Regions from separate parts of the Homo sapiens genome. Here regions 1 and 2 are each linked to region 3. A link is an interaction called in ENCODE POLR2A ChIA-PET data of the cell type or tissue named here. Cell type or tissue: OCI-LY7. All regions are shown on one strand. Links, peaks and the distances in the headings refer to the core of each region. The heading gives the core; the rest is flanking DNA. Region 1 has its middle 110 kb from the start of SP3. Region 2 has its middle 140 kb from the start of SP3. Region 3 overlaps SP3 (Sp3 transcription factor).

The links. Peaks named below come from ENCODE experiments on the same cell type or tissue, not always from the same donor. Only the 100,000 strongest peaks of a DNase experiment are listed, where the experiment ranks them.
Region 1: POLR2A ChIA-PET joins it to region 3 with 9 read pairs; 1 of 35 experiments calls an interaction of 5 or more read pairs at or near these places.
Region 2: POLR2A ChIA-PET joins it to region 3 with 5 read pairs; 2 of 35 experiments call an interaction of 5 or more read pairs at or near these places.

Annotation. Positions count from the first base shown.
Region 1 is chr2:173,854,954-173,862,037 of GRCh38, reverse strand. No RefSeq gene overlaps it. Among named protein-coding and RNA genes, the nearest start is that of SP3, 110 kb to the left of the region's middle. In OCI-LY7, for the core only: no CTCF peak of the experiment used is centred there; a DNase peak (open chromatin) is centred at 3,497; H3K4me3 peaks cover 475 bases; H3K27ac peaks cover 750 bases.
Region 2 is chr2:173,825,092-173,832,175 of GRCh38, reverse strand. No RefSeq gene overlaps it. Among named protein-coding and RNA genes, the nearest start is that of SP3, 140 kb to the left of the region's middle. In OCI-LY7, for the core only: no CTCF peak of the experiment used is centred there; no DNase peak of the experiment used is centred there.
Region 3 is chr2:173,937,041-173,944,124 of GRCh38, reverse strand. The region is part of intron 4 of SP3 (Sp3 transcription factor); the gene reads left to right. Among named protein-coding and RNA genes, the nearest start is that of SP3, 25 kb to the left of the region's middle. RefSeq lists an enhancer at 3,913-4,052. In OCI-LY7, for the core only: no CTCF peak of the experiment used is centred there; a DNase peak (open chromatin) is centred at 4,074; H3K4me3 peaks cover 1,155 bases; H3K27ac peaks cover 2,232 bases.

The sequences.
Region 1 (7,084 bases), core at 1,638-5,637, 82 kb after region 3:
CGTGGTGCTGATGCTGCTGAACTGGGGCCACATTATAAACAGCAAGCTTCCAGCACACACCTTCTCTACAGACAGACATTAGAATGGAGCCCCCAAATACTTATCAGACCCCCAAAGTGGGCAATTAAAAAGGCCAGAGCACAGAGAGACAAATACCACATGATCTCACTCATATGTGGAATCTAAAAAAGTCAAAATCACGGAAGTAGAGAGGAGAACGGTGGCTACCAGGTGCTGCAGGCAGGGGGAGGGTGTGGGGAAGGGGAGAGGTTAGTCAATGGATACAAAGTTTCAGTTAGATGTGACAAATACGGTCTGGAATTCATTGTTCAACTGCACAGCATGGTGACTATAGTTAATAATAATGTATTGTATATTTAAAAATAGCTAAAAGAGGATTTTAAATGTTCTCAACACAAATAAATGATAAGTATTTGAGGTGCTGGATATGCTAACTAGCCTGATTTGATCATTCCACAATGTATACATCTATAGAAACATCACTTTGACCCGTTGCAGTGGCTCGCGCTTGTAATCCCAGCACTTTGGGAGGCCGAGACAGGCAGATCACGAGGTCAGGAGATCGAGACCATCCTGGCTAACACGGCGAAACCCCGTCTCTACTAAAAATACAAAAAATTAGTCAGGTGTGGTGGCGGGCGCCTGTAGTCCCAGCTACTGGGGAGGCTGAGGCAGGAGAATGACGTGAATCCGGGAGGCGGAGCTTGCAGTGAGCCGCGATTGCACCACTGCACTCCAGCCTGGGAGACAGAGTGAGACTCTGTCTCAAAACAAACCAAAAAACAAAACAAAACAAAAAACAAAAATCACCTTGTACCCTGTAAATGTATTTAATTATTATTTGTCAATTAAAGATAAAACTTTTAAAAAAGGCCAGAGCTCTGGGACTGGACCTTGTCAATGCCCCCCCGCCCCTCCTCCGGGGCCCCCTGACTTCATAAGCAGCACCCATCCTGGGCAGCCCTTTCTTGATTACGGCAGCACCCCTCCCTGCTCCTTCTCCCAGCCTCTCAGGGCCCCAGCCCCTTCCAGGAAATCCTCAGCCTTAGTGTTCACCACGATCACTCCTCTTTCAACTCTTTCATAGAAGCCAGACCTCAGCTGACTTCCTTTTCCAATGCCAGACTTGACCTTGCCCACTTTCCCTCCGCCCTCAGAGGAAGAGGTCCTTCCTTCTGTCCAGGTTTTTATCCCTCCAAGGCTCCGCCTCAGCACAGGCAGTCAAGCAGAGTGGTTGGGGTGGTTTGATGTCAGGCAGCCTGGGGTCTGAGGGCGGGATGCCTTAGGGCAGGTTACTCACCATCACTAAGCCTCACGTTACTGATCTGCAAAGTGGGGATGATGACAGTGTCTACTTCATAGGGTTGTGGGGATTTGAGGATTAATGTAGGAAAAACATTTAGAAAAAGGCTTGGCACACAGTCCGTCTGTTAAAGGCTCTTGTTTTGTTCAATGATCTCTTCCTTCATATCTTCAGTTTCAGATGGGGGAAACAATGAGAAGTACCGAATATTCCCCCTATTACCTTGGGGGTTTGGGGGAAGGTTTAATGTTCTCTTTTTCCAGAAAGTAGAAAGAGTCTTTATAACAAGGTTCTCCAGTCTTTTGTTGGCAGGTGTCTCCAAGCTCACTGGTGGGTGATGGTCAGTAGTGTCTGCTCAGTTCCTTCCTGTCTTTGGAATCAAGCAGACCCACTGGGGCCACCCCAGGCTGGGTTCTTCAGCCCCGCCTACAGGAGCATGTTCCAGACCTTCCCTCTCAGCACGTTGCTCTTGGCTAGGTCCTACTCAGTTCCTGAATCTGCCTGAGCTTCCTTGTTTCTTATTTCTGTCTCTGTGTTAGTCCCCTAACCTTGAAGACAGATTTTGGCTTTTCTAGCTTTGACCTTGGCACCCAAAGGACACTTCCCCCCTCATTTTCTGGCTCTCTTTACTCCTGGTCATCTGGGTGCCCTCGCCTGCAGGACCTCATGCGCATGTGGGGTGGACTGGCCAGCTTGGCTTGCCCCTATCCCCTAGGGGTGATTGGACAGTGGTGCATGATTTTTAAAATGATGATGATTTATGTTTGTTGAGCACTTACTGTTGTCTTGAGTAGTTTAAATGGATTGTTGCATTTTATTTTAACTGTACATCTGCAAAGTTTTATCCCATTTTGGAAGTGAGGAAAGTAAGGCTCAGGAAGATTAAACTAAAAACCACACGTGTGGTTGAAGCGGATCAGAATATACCTCTGCAACATCTGACACTGGCATGAGGATTATTTTGAAGGGAAGGCAATTGAGAATCAACAGAGGCAGGAAGTAGTCTCTGCCCTCCCTTATCTGCCTAAAAGCATGAATTTCCCTTTGTGAAGGTGCCCTCTGTTTCCCACCCCCGTATAGGAAAGGAATGGCCACTCGTATCACTGGAGATGAGGAGTCCACCCTGAGATGAATTTGTTTAAAAAGACCTTATTGTAATCTATCTATCTATCTATCTATCTATCTATCTATCTATCTATCTATCTATAGAGAGAGACAGGGTCTCACCGTGTCCCCCAGGCGGGAGTGTAGTGGCAGGATCTTGGCTCACTGCAACCTCCACTTCCCAGGTTCAAGTGATTCTCCCAGCTCAACCTCTTGAATAGCTGGGATCACAGGTGTGTGCCACCATGCCCGGCTAATTTTTGTATTTTTAGTAGAGACAAGGTTTCACTGTGTTAGCCAGGCTGGTCTCGAACTCCTGGCCTCAAGTGATCCACCTGGCTCGGCCTCCCAAAGTACTGGGATTACAGGCGTGAGCCACCACGCCTGGCTCGTTTTTATCTTCCATTAGTTTTCCCATATATTTCCTAGTTACTTCCCTATGATTTATCATCCCTTGAAGCCCCCAAATCCCCTTTTTTTGTTAAAATGGTATATAAGCCCAAGTATAATTGCTCAAGTTTCACTTCTGTGAACCCTCATGCACATAAAGATTAACAAAATTTCTGTGCCTTTTCTCCCATTAATCTCGCTCTCTCTTTTTTTTTTTTAAAGTTTAATTCACAGGCTCCAGGTACTGAACCTAAGAGGGTAGAGGAAAAGTTTTTCTCCGCGCAATGATAAATGTAATTCAGTTAATGGGCCGCAGAAAACCTTCTCCTCCTTCAGCAGCCCCTGCCCTCTCTTCCCTTGCTCCTGCCACTGCCTTAACCCAGATCCTCATCAGCTCATTCAATGAATATAGGAGCTTTGTGATGGCTGACTGTCTCTGCCTTTGGCCACTCTTCCCTTGATCCACATTCTGCACTGCTGCCAGGGCACTTTCTAGGAGGCAGGTCTGTGTGTGCCGAGCTCCTGTGGGAGGCCCTTCAGCGGCTCTCTCTGTCAACAGGAGAAAGTCCCTTGGCCTCACCGTTCATCTCTGCCCCACACCTGTCCCACTCTGACCAGACTTCCTTTCTCAGAACCTGCTGAGCTCCTTTGGCACATGCTTCCTCCCTTGCCCAGATTTTCTTCCTTCACACTTGGCTAACTATACAGATTCTCTAGGCTCATCTTGAATGTACCCTCCTCGGTTAGGTCATCGTGGGGGAGGGTTCGCCACCTCCCCGCTGGGTTCTTTGCCTACTACCTTCTTAGAATGCTTTTGACATTGCACTTTCATGATCTGTTTACACGCTGTCTCCCCTCCACAGCTCTTGGACTGCAACGTGCTTGCTCATCTGTATCCCTGACACCCAGCCCCGAAGGTGGCAAGGGGCCATGTAAGCATTTAATGAGCAAGAGACTGACAACTAGCTGTATGTTAAGAGATTAAAATAAAACGGCCCTTTTATTTTTTTTCTTTTATTTATTTTTTAAAAATTGGGAAGAGATCTTGCCCAGGCTGGTCTCTAACTCCTGGCCTTATGTGATCCACCCGCCTCGGCCTCCCAAAGTGTTGGGATTACACACATGAGCCACTGGCACCTGGCAAATGCTCTTTTATGTCACAACTATGTCATTCTTTTCTGTTAGAATTCTAATTTTTTATTTTTATTTTTTAAATTTTTTTATTTTTTAGATAGAGTCTCGCTCTGTCGCTCAGGCTGGAGCACAGTGGCATGATCTTGGCTCACTGCAAGCTCCGCCTCCTGGGTTCATGCCATTCTCCCACCTCAACCTCCTGAGTAGCTGGGACTACAGGTGCCCACCACCACACCCGGCTAATTTTGTTTTTGTATTTTTAGTAGAGACAGAGTTTCACCATGTTAGCCAGGATGGTCTCGATCTCCTGACCTTGTGATCTGCCCACCTCGGCCTCCCAAAGTGCTGGGATTACAGGCGTGAGCCACCGCGCCTGGCCTAGAATTCTAATTTTTTAAAGTGAAAATTAGCAATAATCTTTACTGGAATTTTAATAGCTTAGAACTTTAAAGTTCATCTACTCTAGTCTTTCTTGTTGTTGTTTTTGTTTTTGTTTTTTTTTTTGAGACAGAGCTGACTCTGTCACTGAGGCTGGAATGCAGTGGCACAATCTTGGCTCACTGCAACCTCCGCCTCCCAGATTCAAGTGATTCTTGTGCCTCAGCCTCCCGAGCAGCTGGGATTACAGGCGCCCGCCACCACACCCGGCTAATTTTTGTATCTTTAGTACAGACAGGGTTTCACCATGATGACCAGGCTGGTCTCAAACTTCTGGCCTCAAGTGATCCACCCACCTCGGCCTCCCAAGTGTTGGGATTACAGGCATGAGCCACCGTGCCTGGCCAGTCCCATCATTTTTACAGGCAAGGAAACGATGGTCCTGAGTAGTGACAGCAACACTGTTAGTGGTGGCGCTGGGCTAGCCTCCAGCTCCTCTGGTCAACTGCCTGTGGTACCCAACACTGAGTGGAAAAGCTGCCTTTCTATTGGCTCCTAGGATTGCACAGTTATGCATATGTGATGAAGGAAATGGCCATCTCCACTCAACGTTTATGGTATTTTCACTTAGCTTTTGGACACTGCTGATATTGCTGAATTAGAACAATTCTAGAACATTTATTATTATGTGGAAAGATCATTCATGGCTCTCTAAAATTATTAGTGTAGCCTATTGTAAGTGAAGAGAGAGAGAGAAGAAAAGACACTTCAATGTTTTATGTCCAGAAAGACCTAGTACTTGAATATCAGAGAATACTAGAAATGGAGAAAATATATTTACTTAATGTCACTATAAAATTATTTCTTTTCATGTTGAATCATTGCTAACAATTCACACAATTATAATTTTATATTAGAGAAACAACATCTTTGATATAAAGTAATTTAAGTTGCTCTCTGGTATCTTAAATGTCAAACCAGGGCAAAATCTTACCTGGTAGAAACTGTAGAGTTATGATTGCCACATACCTAGGGTGAGCATTTATTGTTTTGTTTGCTAAGCTCTCTCCCTTCCTTCTGAGACTGTTTTGGGAAACTGCTGGTCTAATACAGGATGCAAAAGGGAGTTGCACTTTAAAATTTGACCTTGACTCCCTGGTGTTGTGATTGTTGCTGGGTGTGAGGTTGGCATGGGCAAGCCAATTATACCACCATATTCTTAGGCAACAATGATTGCTCTGAGAAGGGGCATGTATCCTAAACTAGACCCAGCAGAGTCGTTCCTTGCCATTTTTAAAAAACAGAAGTTGGTAGCAGAGGAGAAGAGTTTCTTTACTTTCTTGTCTTGATGCTGAGAAAATATGACTTAGAAGTAGCTCTGATTGTAGCCTTGGGTAGATAAAGGTGATCTGCAAGAATGAAGCCAGCCCGCAGAGAGAAGCAGAGAGGACAAAGGATGAGAGAAAGGGAGAGAGCTCCTTGACAGGGTTAGAGGCCCTGGTTGCAGTTATGCATGAGGCTCTCCTCTTCCTGTAACCAGGTATCAGCCAGTAATTTTTGTTTTTTCTTTTTTGCTGGTTTGGGTTTTGAAGCTTTGCAGCTAACCATTGATCAAGTTTTAACATACGAAGATTTTGTTTTGCTTTGTTAACTAAACAAGTTGAGCAAATGTGCCTTCTGTATCCCAGAATGTAGATTGCATTGTGTATGTGAGGTAGATATTTATAAGGATGCTGTATTATTTTTCCTCTCTCCTACTTTGACGTTCACTGTATATTACTTACGTAACAGGAAATTAGAAAAAGTTTGAGAAATGTGTCTAGCAGCCTGGCTAAATTTGTCCAACTGCTAAGCAGTCCAGTCTGCCAGGCTGACTTTAATCTGGAAAAGTTCTTTAAAAACCAACCAGTTTGATACAAATGTTTTTGTTGAAATGTTTTCTAGTATGTAGCAGAACTGGCTCTCTCACAAAGCAGCCTATTTATAGTAGTAATTCCTTTGAAGAAAATTTTTTTGTCTGAGTACATGATCAAAGTAACAGCAGAACACTGAATGGATGCATTAATCCAATAAGATATTTAAGTTTGTATTAAATTCTAGAAACTTGAAGCAGGACATCTGAAATGGATTTCACTCAGCATAGTGTAAATCATAGTTCTTGATGGGGTATATTAAAAAGAAAATCTCCTATGGTTTTAATATCTTTAGGATTTTTCTGTAGGAGGGAGTTAGGGCCTGGTGAGTGGGTAAAAGAAAATAAATAGAAAAAAATTTGTAAAAGTTAAAATGCCAACACATGTGCATCGACACCTGAGAATGACAGGGGTGAGGAGAGCCACTATTTCTCAAACATCATCTACCAGCCTTGGAATTGGTTCTTGCCCGAAGTGTTCCTTCCACAGGTAAAAGGAAAAAAACAGCAGAAAATGAGAAAATTCTGATTGAGTTCTGCAGAGCCAAGGGCAAATCAATAGTTCATTTCCCTGACTCCGATATTCAAAACTTGATTTGGAATCAATTTGTGTTTAGAAGGTTTCCACAAATTCTAAGGCAACAAAAATGAAGACATATCACAGAATTTAATCTGTCTTGTTTGCAGCCCTTCCCCTGCCCAGGACTCGACAGATGCAGGAGGGACAGCTGGCAGGAGGAAGGCTTGGATGAAGTCACCAAGGGGACTGTTTGGCTGGTGACTCATGGCTTAAATTTAATTGTTTTGGCAAAGTCAATATGTTGCTCTTGTGTAGAAACAGA
Region 2 (7,084 bases), core at 1,472-5,471, 110 kb after region 3:
CCTGTTGAAGGGTCCGAGGGGGGTGGGTGTGTGCTCATCAAGTCCAGCTCTCCAGGCGCTGACAGGAGAATTTGCTGGAGTAGGCTCTGGGTGCTGGAGGGGGAGGGTCTTGGGTCTCACCTCACCTGGCAGTGTGGCCAGGGGGGACCCCATCCCCTGCAGCTCCCATTTCTTCCTCATCGCCCTTTGAGGGAGCATTGCCAGAGCCAGCTCCTGGGCCCCTCCCCTCACTTCCTACCAGGCCCCACTTCCACCTCCTCTTAGTCTTGAAGAGATACAGAAACCCTCCCCTTTTCCTTCATGTCTCCCTCAGAGGAACAGAGACCGAGAAAGGACAGAGACTCATCAGAGGCTGACTGTGCTGACTCACAGATGCTGGACGGGGGGAGAGTAAAGACTATTTAGAGCCTCCCACCTCCCTCCCGACCCCTGACCCTTGCTCAGTGTGCACATGGCCAGCTCACAGTGCTCTGCTATGTGAGGCCTCTGCAGACATTTCCAGGCCTGTGGGTGTCACTGAGGGGTCACATGGAGCCAGAGAACACTGCCCTCCCTCCAGATGCCCCTCGGTCCTCTCAGCAGCCTCAATAGGCTTCCCATGTATTTCTGCCTTCATTCTGTAAGCCCTTGGGAGTTGGCCTGTGTATCTCTGATTTCCAAATACTCCCTCTCGGCGCTGTCTTCAAAGCGGCTGCATCTTTTCCCATTGGCTCTACTTTGTTGCCTTCACTAAAATAAATGCACACTATCTTTCACTTTTAAGGGCTTTTTACTGTTAGTCTCTCTAGGGACTTGTTAACTTGTTGCACAAGTTACAAATATTTGGATAGGAACAGACTCAAGAAATAGCAGTTGAGCACTGTCCTGAATTTTAGCCTGAGATGCAAATGGGCCTGGACTTCTAATTCTCCTTTCTCTAAACCTTTCAGCCAGGTGGCATTGCAGCAGTTCCTCTGGGTTTTGCCTGTGTTGTTTGTTCTGTCCAGCCTTCTCTGGGTTGGATGCTTCTAAGGGATATAGGAAAAAAAAAAACCCCAAAAACCAAAGTGTTTTTTTCCTATTCTCCTCTCTTACACAGTCATTCAATACAACACTTCTGACAACAGATGTGTGGGCTTTCCCCTACACCCAGCAATTCTCCAGCAGACACCAGCTGCGTGTCCTCTAATTCAATTCAATTCCGACACTATCTACCTGCAGGCAGTGTTAGATCTCACAGGTTCACACAAGACGGGTGCAGTCTTCAGATGCACCAATTGCAAAGCCCCAGGTGTCCCCTATACAAATCGGAGCTCCCACTACCCCTTCCTTGGGTTCAATTAATTTGCTAGAGTGGCTCACAGAACTCAGGGAAACACTTTTCTTTCCATTTACCCATTTATTATAAAGGATGTTACAAAGAATGCAGATGGACAGCCAGATAAAGAGATGCATAGGGCGAGGTATGGGAGAAGGGGTGCAGAGCATCCCTGCCCTCCTAGGGCCCACCACCCTCCAGGAACCTCCATTTGTTCCACTATCTGGAAGGTCTCTGAACCCAGTCCAATAGGATTTTTGGAGGCTTCATTGCACAGGCAGGGTGGATATTATCACTGACCATTGGTGATCAGTTCAACCTTCAGCCCACTCCCCTCCCTGGTGGTGGGCTGGGGCTAGGGGGTGGGACTGAAATTTCCAACTCTCTAAACACATTGTTGGTTTATCTGGCAGCCAGTCCCCATCAGTCGTCTCGTTGGCATACAAAAGACACTCTGGAGATGAAGACCAAATATGTATTTCACAATATCACAGCACTGAACCAAGTTTCTTAGCTTCTGAGTACTTTTTGGTTACTGTGTCTTCCCAGATTGCATCATTTTTCTGGACAATCACTGGGCTCCCTGTGGAAAGCACTTCGTGTGGGCTCCCTGCAGGCGTCCTACCTGGATCTGGCCATGCCTTCATCTACTCCAGTGCCTGGTCCTCTTTTCTTAGTTGGTTAGTGTCTAAGTTAGTCAGGGGCAAGTTGCTCACCCTTGCTGCAATCTTAGGGGAACAAGGCCTGCTCCTTCCACGGTTGCTTTATACCTTTTTAGGCCCAGAGGGTGTTATGGATGATCATGATTATGCAGTGGTCTTGAAAGGCAGGTGAGGGAGCCTGATGGTTAAGCGAGCAGGCTCTGGAGTCTGATTGCTTGGCTCCAACACTTACCAGCTGTGTGACTTTCAGGAACTCCTTTAGCTCGTTTAAGTGGGGATAGTCATACATCTACTTATATGGTTGTCATAAAGATGAATTACAGGGCTCTCAGAACAGGGCTGGGCTAGGGGAAGGTGCTTGATCCATATGAGCTATGATTATCCTCACTTTAGAAATGGAGAAACTGAGGCCCAGGTCACTTACTTAAGGTCATTGAGCTGCAACATGGAGAAGCTTAGTTCCTAACCCGAGGCAGCCTAGCTCTGGAAACCTTTCCCTGAGCCATCTGCAGTACCAGCAGCTGCAAGCTTCATCACCTCCCCATGGTCACTGACAGCTGCCACACTGCCTTGTCAACCTAAAATGAGTGACACAGAGACGGACTCTCTGAAGCCAAGAGTCTATTTGGGAACAGGAGGGGATTGCAATATGGGATATACACGATGGTGAACCATAGGCACATCCAAAGGGGTTGGGGCAAGGGGAAGCTTAAAGACAAAGGGAAGTCCACATTAGCTGTTTTGAAAAGACAACAGCAACAACAACCATGGGTTACAGGGGCTTACTGCAGGCATTGGCAACAGCTGTGGCAGGCAAGTGTGCTGTGCAGGCGGCTTACCTAGAACATTGAGGTTTAGAGGAAGTCCTTGTGTCATTACCGTCATAGGCATATGTGCATGGGGATGCTCCTTCATGGCCTCTTGGCTCCATTTTGTCAGCATTGGACATTAGTGACTCCATTTTGTAATGCTGATGATTCTCACAACCCTCTGGCTTTTTTTGCTTCCCTCTGGCTCCCTCCTACCAGGATGAGGCTTTAGGGAGAGACACCCAGCTCACTGCATGCCCACGTAGTGCCCACTGAGCCGTCAAGTCGCCTAGGGACATCTTTTGCCCTCAGAGGAGTGCTCTTTAATAATATTAAATATCAAAAAGCTTAAAGCCCACAGAACAATAACGAAGACTATTTCCACTGAGGGACAGGTGGTTTTCTTGCACAGGCATGGGCAAACCAGTTCAGGTGCAAAGGAAAGTCATTCTGGGCTTTCATCCAAAACTCAAACCAAACACATAGGCACTGATTTATTTATTTCTAGGTTTAAAATTTTTCAGAAACAACATTCCAGTTTTCCAGAATCTTGATTGTTTGGGTTTTATCCAGGTTCCTAAGGACATGTTTCGAAACACCATAAGAAAGTCCGGGTTGTGGGGAGAGAGCACAGAGAGGAAGGAGCTGGGGCGGGGGAGCTTTTCTTTTTGATGGCAAGCAGGAAGGACAGAAGATCTTGCCAGATCTTGTCATATTTCTGGCCCCACTGTAAAGCCCAAGGTGGTTTGGCTAAACATCAGAATGTGGGGGTGTTTCCTTGAATTAAGCTTTATTTCATAGGAAACATATAGGAGAGATTCCATTTTCATGAATCTCAAAAGTGGTTTTTTTTTTTTTTTCTTTTTGGCTTGAGAGTTCTAGCATTTTACTAGAAAGGCAGTATGGAAACAAATAAGAGCAGTGACTCCAGAGACAGAAACCCTAGGCTCCTGTGCAGGGACTGGCCCTGAACTCCTTGGCATTTGGTTGCATTAACGAAGGTGGGTGGTGCGGAGGATGTGCGCTGTAAACTGGGTAGGGCAGCCACACCTAGAGTTGTAGGCTTCTTATTCTCTTATTATGGGGAGCCCATGTCAGGAACCAGAGTCAGATACAATTTAATAACTTGAATTTCCTCACTGATGCTTCATAGTGAGAAACCTTTTTAGAATAGAAACTGGGCCTTCTCCATTTTAAACATAGTTTTAGTCAAATAAATTTGATGAAAGCATAATTGCTACATTGGTCTTCTAAATGAGAGCCCGTCATCATAGGCAAAAATGTATTGTTTATTGCTTCTTTTCTTTTAGGAATGGGGTCTCACTCTGTTGCCCAAGGCAGAGTGCAGTAGCATGATCATAGCTCACTGCAGCCTCAAACTCCTGGGCTCAAGTGATCCTCCTGCGTCGACCTCCCAAAATGCTGGCATTCTAGGTGTGAGCTGTTGGATCTGGCCTGTTTATTGTTTTTTAAAAAACTTTTTGACACACTATGTATTCATATTTGCAAAATAGAATTAGGAAGAAGCTTTAAAAGTCATATCTAATACAGTGTTATTTTTTCATTTCTAAAAACTTTTTATTACAGAAATTTCAAACATATACATGAAAGTAGAGAGAGGAAAATGAGTCCTCATGTACCCCATTACCATTTTCAATTATAAATTCTTGGCCAATCTTATTTCCTCTATTCTCCCCCACACTTGTTCCTCCCACATTATTTTGAAGCAAATCCCAGATACTGCGTAATTTGATCCATAAGTATTTCAATATGTGTCTCTAAAAGATAAGAATCCTTTTCCCCCAACATTTTATTAAGAAAGATTTGAAGATACAGCAAAGTTGAAAGCTGTATGCCCAACCACCTAGATTCTGCTGCTAACAGTTTACTATACGTTGTCACCTCGTTATCCGTCTATCCATCCCTCCTTCTGTCAAGCCACCCTGTTTTGTTTTTGGTGCATTTGAAAGTAACTTGCAGACCTCTGTACACAACCCTGCAAACACTTCAACGTGCATCTTATCAGCGAGGGTTCAATATTTGCTTATAACTTTTCCCCATTGGATATAACATTTACATCTATGAAATACACAAGTCTGAACTACATATTTGCTGCATTTTCGCAAATGTAGTCCGAACTCCTATCAAGATATAGAATATTACCATCACCCTAGAAAGTTTCCTCAGGCCCCTTCTTAGTCAGTCCCCATCAACACCACCTGCTCTGCATTCCGATGTTTTTCCACCACAGATTAATTGAGGCAGTAATTTTGAGGATTTGTCTCGTCTGTTGTAACTAAAAATCGAAACAGCATAAACAAATGAATTTTCTTTTTGATTTGACCCCTGGCCCCAAATGTGGGTTTTAGAGTGCTACCCAGGTTCTGGTTAGGGGGACTTCATATTTCCAGAATCATGTCTTCAACCAGAACAGTTCCCTGTGTGGAATGTGTAAGATTTTCTTTGAGCGAAGGAATCTATTGCAAAATGAAGCTTGAAAACCAATGCTCTAGTCCTTTCAGCTCCATTTTTTTGTTTTTGTTTTTGTTTGTATTTGAAAACATATTTGGCCACTTCGTTATTTCCTGGGCAGTTGTCCACTTAGTAGTGCCCAGAATTATCTTGGTCCTGAGAGCCATCTGCCTAATCTTACCCTTGCAATGAAACTCTGGGGCTTTGAAAGTTCTTTGGAAGTGTAGCCTGAAGTTATTCGTTCAAATTATCAATTCTTATCCCCATCTCTGGACAATAAAGCTCCAAACTGGAAACCTTCCCCAAATAACAGTCAAAAGGCCATTTATACCCAATCTTTCTTCAAAGTACCAAATTACTTTATAATCTAGATGCCATATTCTCTGTCTACTGCAATTCAAATGAAATTGTATTGAATGGCCTCCCCTGTACAGGAAACACCTCTGCCTTGACCAGACCTCTGGGCATCCTGGGGCATTGTTTGCTTTCCTTGTACCTCTGGTCTGAGCTCCCGAATCTGCTGAACTATCCACTTCTGGGGCTCGCTAGGCAAGTATCTCATCAGGTCCCACAGCAACTCTGAAGTGACGCTTCAGTTTCTTTACATGGATTTCTGCTAAAACCCACTCTCAGGAGAATTGTAGGTATGTAGCAGATGTTTCAAAAGGTTTTAGGGGCCAGGTACGGTGGCTCATGGCTGTAATCCTAGCACTTTGGGAGGCTGAGGTGGGCTGCTGGCTTGAACCCAGGACTTCGAGACCAGCCTGGGTAACGTGGCGAAACGCTGTCTCTACAAAAAATACCAAAAATATTAGCCAGGAATGGTGGCGTGTGCCTGTGGTCCCAGCTACTCAGGAGGCTGAGGCAGGAGAATCACTTGAGCCCTGGAAGGGGAGGTTGCAGTGAGCCAAGATCATGCCAGTGCACTCCAGCCTGGGCAATAGAGCAAGACACAGTCTCAAACAAACAAACAAAAAAAGATTTTAGGAAATTGGAGGAGGTTTGCCAAAAATCTTTAAAATTTTTAATTTTTAAAAGAGATTCCTATTTCTGAAGAACCTTTATCTGCTTGCTCATATTGCCTAGCTATTATCTCTATTCTGTCATCTCTTCTGCAAGTGGCTATTGGTTTTTTATGCAGAACAGCTTTATTTTCTCTTTTTTTCTTGCTTCCTTCCATCCTGCCCTCACCCAGCAGACTTCTCAAGACTATTTTCCTGGTTACTGCTATAGAAGAAATTGTACTGCCAGCATTAAGATTATATATGTAAAATATGTAGTATTATATTAATATATACATATATTTATAAACATATGAATAAATGTTTATATGTAGAGTATGTGCTATGTTTGCATGTTTGTATTTATAAATATGTAAATTATAAATGGTTATATAAAAGTAATATATAAATATATATGGTTATATATTTATTCATTTGTATGTATACTTTATTTATAAATACATAGGTGTAGTATATGTATATTTATATACATATGTGTATATTGTATAGAAAATATATGTGTAGTGCCAGCATTAAGATGATATATATGAAGATATATATATATATATCTTGAACCCAGGAGTTTTATATATAAACTCTTGGCTTTAGTTTTAGGTGAGTCATATAATCCTTTTGACTCTATATTATCATTTGTAAAATGGAGACAATACCAGTCTTTGTGAAAGCCAAATGTGATAATACATGTGAAAGCATTTTGTGAACTAAAGTGTTTGTACAAACAACCTAAATGTCCATCAATGGCTGAATGGATAAAGAAGAGGTAAGAAAATGCATTGTACACACACACACACACACACACACACACACACACACACATGCAAA
Region 3 (7,084 bases), core at 1,957-5,956:
AAATGTTTGAGGTTATAGTCACATGCTGCATAATGATGTTTCAGTCAGCAGCGAACCACATATATGATGGTGGTCCCATAAGATGTAAGACTTTTACGATTCCTTTTCTGTTATGTTTAGATATACAGATACATACCATCATGTTTACAGTTGCCTATAGTACTCAGTAGAGTAACTTGCTATACAGGTTCTTAGCCTGTGAACAATAGACTATACCTATAGCCTAGATATGTAGTAGACTATACCACTAGGTTTGTGTAAGAAAGACTGTGATGTTTGTACAGTGATGAAATCGCCTAATGATGTATTTCTCAGAATGTATCCCAGTCATTAAGTGACAAATGGTTGTATATTACACTATTCTAGGTAATGTTCTTTGCAGCAGTGAAAAAGACTAAGTCCCTCTTCTCATGAATCTTGTATTCTAGTGGATGAAGACAAATAAGCAAATACAATACTTTTAAATAATTAGTGTTATGAAGAAAATAAAGCAGCGCAGGGAGCAGTGGTTCATGCCTTTAATTCCAGCACATTGGAATACCGAAGTGGGAGGTTCACTTAAGCCCAGGAGTTCGAGACCAGCCTGGGCAACATAGTGAGACCCCCATCTCATAAAAAAGAAAATTAAAAAGGAAAGTAAAGCAGAGTTATGGAATAACCATGGAGTATGGTGGTTATTTTAAATATGATGGTTAGGAAATCCCGCCTTATGAGAAAATGAAATTGAACTACAGATCTGAACATTGATAAAGGAGCCTGTCACATTGACATTTGGAGGAAAGAGTATTCCAGGAAGAGGGAATGAGCAAGGTGGCTGGAATTTCATGAATGAGGAGTGTTAGAAAATAAGATTGGAATCAGTCAGGGGCCAGATAATATACGCCATGGTAGGGAAATTGGATTTATTTCATGTCTCATAGGAAAACATTGGCAGGTTTTAAATAGGGAACTGATATAATTTATGTATTTAAAAGATCACGCCAGCAGGTCCCTGCCTCAGAGTAAGCATAAGGCTGATGGAGCAATAGAGTCATTCCTCAGTATCCATTGGGCATTGGTTCTAGGATACTCCCTACACCCCCTAGAATATCAAAATCCCCAGATGCTCTAGTCTCTTGTAGTATTTGCATATAACCTACACACATCCTCCCACAAGCTTTAAATCATCTCTTAGTTACTTATAATACCTAATATAATGTAAATGCTATATATATAGTTGTACTGTATTTTAAATTTTATATTTTTATTTTTGTGTTTTTAAAAAAACATTTTTGATTTACAGTTAATTGGATCCACAGATATAGAACCTGTGGAGGGCTGACTGTACAAGCAAAAGATGATAGTTTGGCTAGGCTAGTAATGAAGAAAATCTAGGGAAGGGTGGAGTAAAGTGGGAATTAAGTCTGTTATGGCTTTGTTAAATCTGAAATGACTATTAGATCTACAAGTGGATGGTTCCAGTAAACAGTGGAATATCAGAATCTAGTGGTCAGGTTGGGCTGGAGGTAGAATTTAGGGTGTCATTAGTGTATACAGATATGACTCGATGAAATATTCAGGTCATAGTTTCTTTTCCAGTCACCCAGACTGGAGTGCAGTGGCATGATCTTGGCTGACTGTAACTTCCACCTCCTGGGTTCAAGCGTTTCTCCTGCCTCAGCCTCCCAAGTAGCTGGGATTACAGGCATGCGCCACCACGCTCGGCTAATTTTTGTATTTTTCATAGAGATGGGGTTTCACCATGCTGGCCAGGCTGGTCTTGAACTTCTGACCTCAAGTGATCCACCTGCCTCGGCCTCCCAAAGTGCTGGGATTACAGGCTTACAGGCCTTGTGAGCCACTGCTCCCGGCCCCAACTTTTGACTGCATTGTAGGATCTCACAGAGAACTTTCTAGAAGTGCCAACAACTTGTGTTCATCCTCCTCCCAATTCTAGTTTAATTGCTCTGCATGAAACCAGGAAAGTTGTGTTGTAAAAATCCCAAAGTGATTTTGAAGTGCAGCTGGTTTAAGAATTTCTAACTTAGTAGAGAAAGAATATACATAGAGAAGAACTTGGGAAATCATATTCTGAGCCTCAAGTTACTATTCTAGACTTTTTAAATGCAGGGTCTGGCACAGAATCAAATGTAACCCACCAGGCATATGAGAAGGTAAGATACCGTGAATGAGAACCAGCAGAAACAATGGAAATAGACTAAAAACTACTTACTGTGGTCTAGGGAATACAAGCCAAGCTTGAAAAAATTTTAACAGAGTTGGAGACTGTAACAGAAATGACACTGCAGATTTGTAAAATAACCAAATAGAAATTCAGGAACTGAAACTTAAGTATCCAAAATTGAGGGAAAGCCTTAGGAATGAGTCCTAGGGCATTCCCAACATATAGAGGGTGAGAAGTAGAGGAAGAGCTAGCAAAGGAAACAGAAGGAGCTTCCATGAAAGCCAAGTATATTCTGGAAGCCAAGTGTGTAAATTACTTAAGAAAGGAGGAGGGAATGCTTATCCCTTTCTTTTCTTTTTTTTAGGCAGGGTCTCAACTATCACCCAGGCTGGAGTGCAGTGGCATGATCACTGGCCTGGACCTTCCGGGCTCAGGTGACCTTACCACCACAGCTTCCCAAGTAGCTGGGACTGCACATGTGTGCTGCCATGTCTGGCTAATTTTTTGTAATTTTTAGAAGAGATGGGGTTTTGCCACGTTGACCAGGCTGGTCTCGAACTCCTGGTCTCACGTTATCCACCTGCCTTAGCCTCCCAAAGTGCTGGGATTACAGGCATGAGCCACCATGCCTAGCATTATCTATTCATATATTGTGGAGGGTACATAAGATGAGAGAGAACGGGATATTGGATTTAGTAAGATAATGATTGTTGGTGACTTTTAACAAGTGGTTTCATTAAGAGTGCTGGGGAGGAAAGCATGAGTAGAATGATTTAAAAGGTGAAGAGGATTTAGTGAGAGTAATTACAGACTTTTTTTTTTTTTTTTTTTTTACTCGTGTTGTGAGCAACATTGAAATAGGTGGTAGCTGGAGGTGGACCTGGTTGAGGAGGTTGGTTTTCTAAGAATCTCGCCACAAATTAATGATAGAGGAGAGAAAGTATGAAAGAGGATGAGAGAGGGATGTTTTAAGAAAACAAGCAAGGTGAAACACAGGACACAGGTTTAAGGGTTGGACACAGGAGTAGGGGTCATTATAACAGGGAAAGGGCATTGGATAGACATTCAGAGATACAGATATGTTGATTGGAAGATAAGATAATTCTTGTCAGATTATTCCTTATTTCCTTTTGTGATAAGAAACAAGCTAAGATGGGTGAGAGGGCCAGGTGTTAGGAAGTTTGAGAAGGAAGAAGGTATGAAGTGGTCATCTGAGAATTGGAAAGTGAAATGTGAGATGTAGAATTGCAGCAGTACTGGGTGCCTGCTTGAATAATTAGCACAGTTGTGTTTTTTCTCCAGCTACCTTTAGCTGCTGGGCACACATGCAAACTTCAATCTTCTGTTTCCTGGTGGAAAGTTCCAAGTCCTTTTTGTTCTGTTTCTGCCATATTTTTGTTATCTGTTCATCCTCTCCATTCTCAGTTTGTTAGTTTGGCTCTTACTGGTCTCCTAGACCAGGGGTCTTGCACCCCCGGGTGCCAAGGCCACAGTGCAAAAAGTAAGCAGTGGGCGATAAGCATGACTGGCTGAGCTCCGCCTCCTGTCACATCAACAGCAGCATTAGATTCTCATAGGAGCCCGAACCCTATTGTGAATTGCACATGCGAGGGATCTAGGTTGCAAGCTCCTTATGAAAAATCTAATACCTAATGATCTGAGTGAGTGGAACAGTTTCACCCTGAAACCATCTCCCTTGTCAGCAGTAAAATTGTCTTCCATGAAACTGGTCCCTGGTGCCAAAAAGGTTGGGGACCGCTGTCCTAGACTACTATTAAGACATCTAATCTAGGCTGAGTGTGGTGGCATAATCCCAGCACTTTGGGAGGCTGAGGCTGGGAGAATTGCTTGAAGCCAGGAAGTTGAAACCAGTCTGGGCAACCAAGCAAGACCTTGCCTCTACCAAAAAACAAAAAAAAATTAGCTGGTCACAGTAATGTGTGCCCATAGTCCTGTCTGCTCAGAGAGGCGGAGATGGGAGGATTGATTGAACCCAGGAGGTCAAGCCTACAGTGAGTTATGATTGAGTCATTGCACTCCAGCCTGGGTGACTCTCTCTTAAAAAACAACTTCCATTTTCCATGCCCCCTCCTTTCTGGTGCATTAACAAAAATTTATTTTTAAAAAAAATTTTTACATTTTTAATCTTTTTAATTCCTCCCCCAAAATCAGTGTAACTTTTTTTTTTTTTTTTTTGAGTTGGAGTCTTGCTCTGTTGCTCAGGCTGGAGTGCAGTGGCGCAATCTTGGCTCACTACAACTTCCGCCTCTCTGGCTCAAGTGATCTTCCTGCCTCAGCCTCCTGAGTAGCTGGGACTACAGGCCCATGCCACCACACCTGGCTAATTTTTTGTATTTTTAGTAGAGACAGTGTTTCACCATGTTGGCCAGGCTGTTATCAAACTCCTGACCTCAGGTGATCTACCTGCCTCGGCCTCCCAAAGTGCTGGGATTACAGGCATGAGCCACCGTGCCTGGCCAGATGTCACAAAAATTTTTAATCTTATTTCAAAAATGCTGCAGTAGATATCCTTATACAGATGTGTCATTTCTTTTGTTAAAGTATGCATATCTGAAGCATATACATCTGAAAGCACAATCCCAAGGTTGGAGAATATGTGCATTTTAAATTTTGTAAGATACTAGAAACTGTTCCAATACATCATTTTGGTATCAGTCATTTTCCCTAAACACAGATCATGTTGCTTTCTGTAAAGTCTTTACTGGCTCTTCCATTACCTTTAAATTGAGGTCTGTTGAGTCTACAGATAACTTACAGCGCTCTTGCTGTGCATGCCAGATACTGGAATTACAAAGATGAATATGATAATTCTTGCACTAAAGGTGCTCATAATCTAACAAGTTAGACTATGATTTCTCAACCTCTGCACTGTTGATATTTTGGGCCTGATGATTCTTTGTTTTGGGGCTGTCCTCTGCATTGTAGGATGTTGAGGAGCATTCCTGACTTACCCACTAGATGCTGGTAGCACTCTGTACCCCAGGCAGTTGTGATAATAAAAAAAATGGCTTCACACATTGCCAGATGTCCCCTGGAGGACAGTTCTTCATCTCCCCCTTAAGAATCATTGGGTTAGACAGACATGCACATGATTCTAGTATAATGTGATAAATGGTATATTAACATTGAACCCCACAGCACTTTAGAAACAGGAATAGTGGAGTAACCTTCAGGTTGACATCTTTCAAGACTTAGCCCAGATACTGCCTTATCCCGCAGCCTTCCCTTCTTCTTGCCACCTTTGAATTACCGCTTGTTTAATAGCACTTGTCCTTTGTCTTGTATTATAGCTAACATGTATTTCTTGTTTTGGGATTGGGCAGTCATTGCTTACTCATCTTTTTTTTTTCTGCATTCTTTTTTTTGATGGATAAAATGAAGAGATGCCAATAATAGATACAGAATAAACGTAGATTTGTGTGGAAATGTGTAATGTAAATTTTACCTGTTTGGTTGCTTTTTTTTTTTTTTTTTTTTTTTGAGGCAAAGTTTCGCTCTTGTTGCCCAGACGGGAGCACAATGGCACTATCTCGGCTCACTGCAACCTCTGCCTCTTAGGTTCAAGTGATTCTCCTGCCTCAGCCTCTCCCGAGTAGCTGGGATTACAGGCGCCCACCACCACGCCCGGCTAATTTTTGTATATTTAGCAGAGACAGGGTTTCACCATGTTGACTAGGCTGGTCTTGAACTTCTGACCTCAGGTGATCCACCCTCCTTGGCCTCCCAAAGTGCTGGGATTATAACTTTGTTCAGATGTGATAGTTGCATTCTGTGTTTCATACCTCTACCAATTCTGTAATTGTGTTAAATTTGTAGCTTTTTAAAAACTCTTGACATTAAGAATTATGTTTCAGAAGCCAACATATAAACCTGTGGGGGAAGAAACTAAGAGAAGCAAGAGGAACGTTAGGTTTAGTCTTACGTGCATATGAGAGAATTTAGGAGAATTAAATGACTTGCCCTAAAGTCATTTTTTAACACTGTAGATTTAGTGTATTTTTATTCTAAGAATAACATGATGAGAGATTTTTTGTAAGTTCTTTATCTTTGAGCAGTACATAATGAAATATTTGCAGATGAAATGTTATATCTCGGATTTGTTTCAAAATGAGGTAGTTTGGGTTATACATGAAATAGAATTGTCCCAGAGTTTGTGGAATTTGGGTGTTGGGTACATGGGAGTTTGTTATGCTTTCCTACTTTGGTATATATTGGAGATTTTCTAGAGTAAAAAGGTTTTGAGAATGTGAGTTTTAGCCTCATGTTTTTAATGAGTAGAAAATTTGGATTAAAAAATATTTTAAAACTTCTTTTTAAACATTTTTTTCTCGGACTTTAGTGAGCATCAGAATTATTTAAAAATTTTTTTTCAAGAAATTTAACATAAAGTAAGATTGGACTTTAATTTTGGTTCCAACATCTCCTGTGATGTTTGAGTTAGTAAGCTTTGTTCATAGTAACAGCTTGGGCAGGGTTTGTATACTTACTTGATTCACAAGTGGAAGAGGATTTTATGGTTCTGTTGTGAAAGCCTTGAAGATGAAGTTTTGACTGTTTAGGCTATTTCCCTGCATTATCTCTTGTGTTAATGAAGAAGGTAGTTGATAAATTTCAGGGGATAACCAGTCACACTAAACTGCAGTGGAAGTGTTCTTGGTTTTTCTTGCATATGAAGGGGAAAGTCAGATAAATTTTTAATAAATGTCTTTGCTGCTTTCATTTGGCAGCCTTGTTTGGGCACAGGGTTAATAAAGGCTCAAGAACTTGAGAGAGCGGGTGAACAAGTTTCTTACTGTGAAAATGTAAATAGTCAACTGTGTGCTTTTTTTGTATTGTCTGTAGAAGTATGTATGTGTTCATTTTCTCAAGAAGCTTACAGATTTATTGGAGTATTTAAGA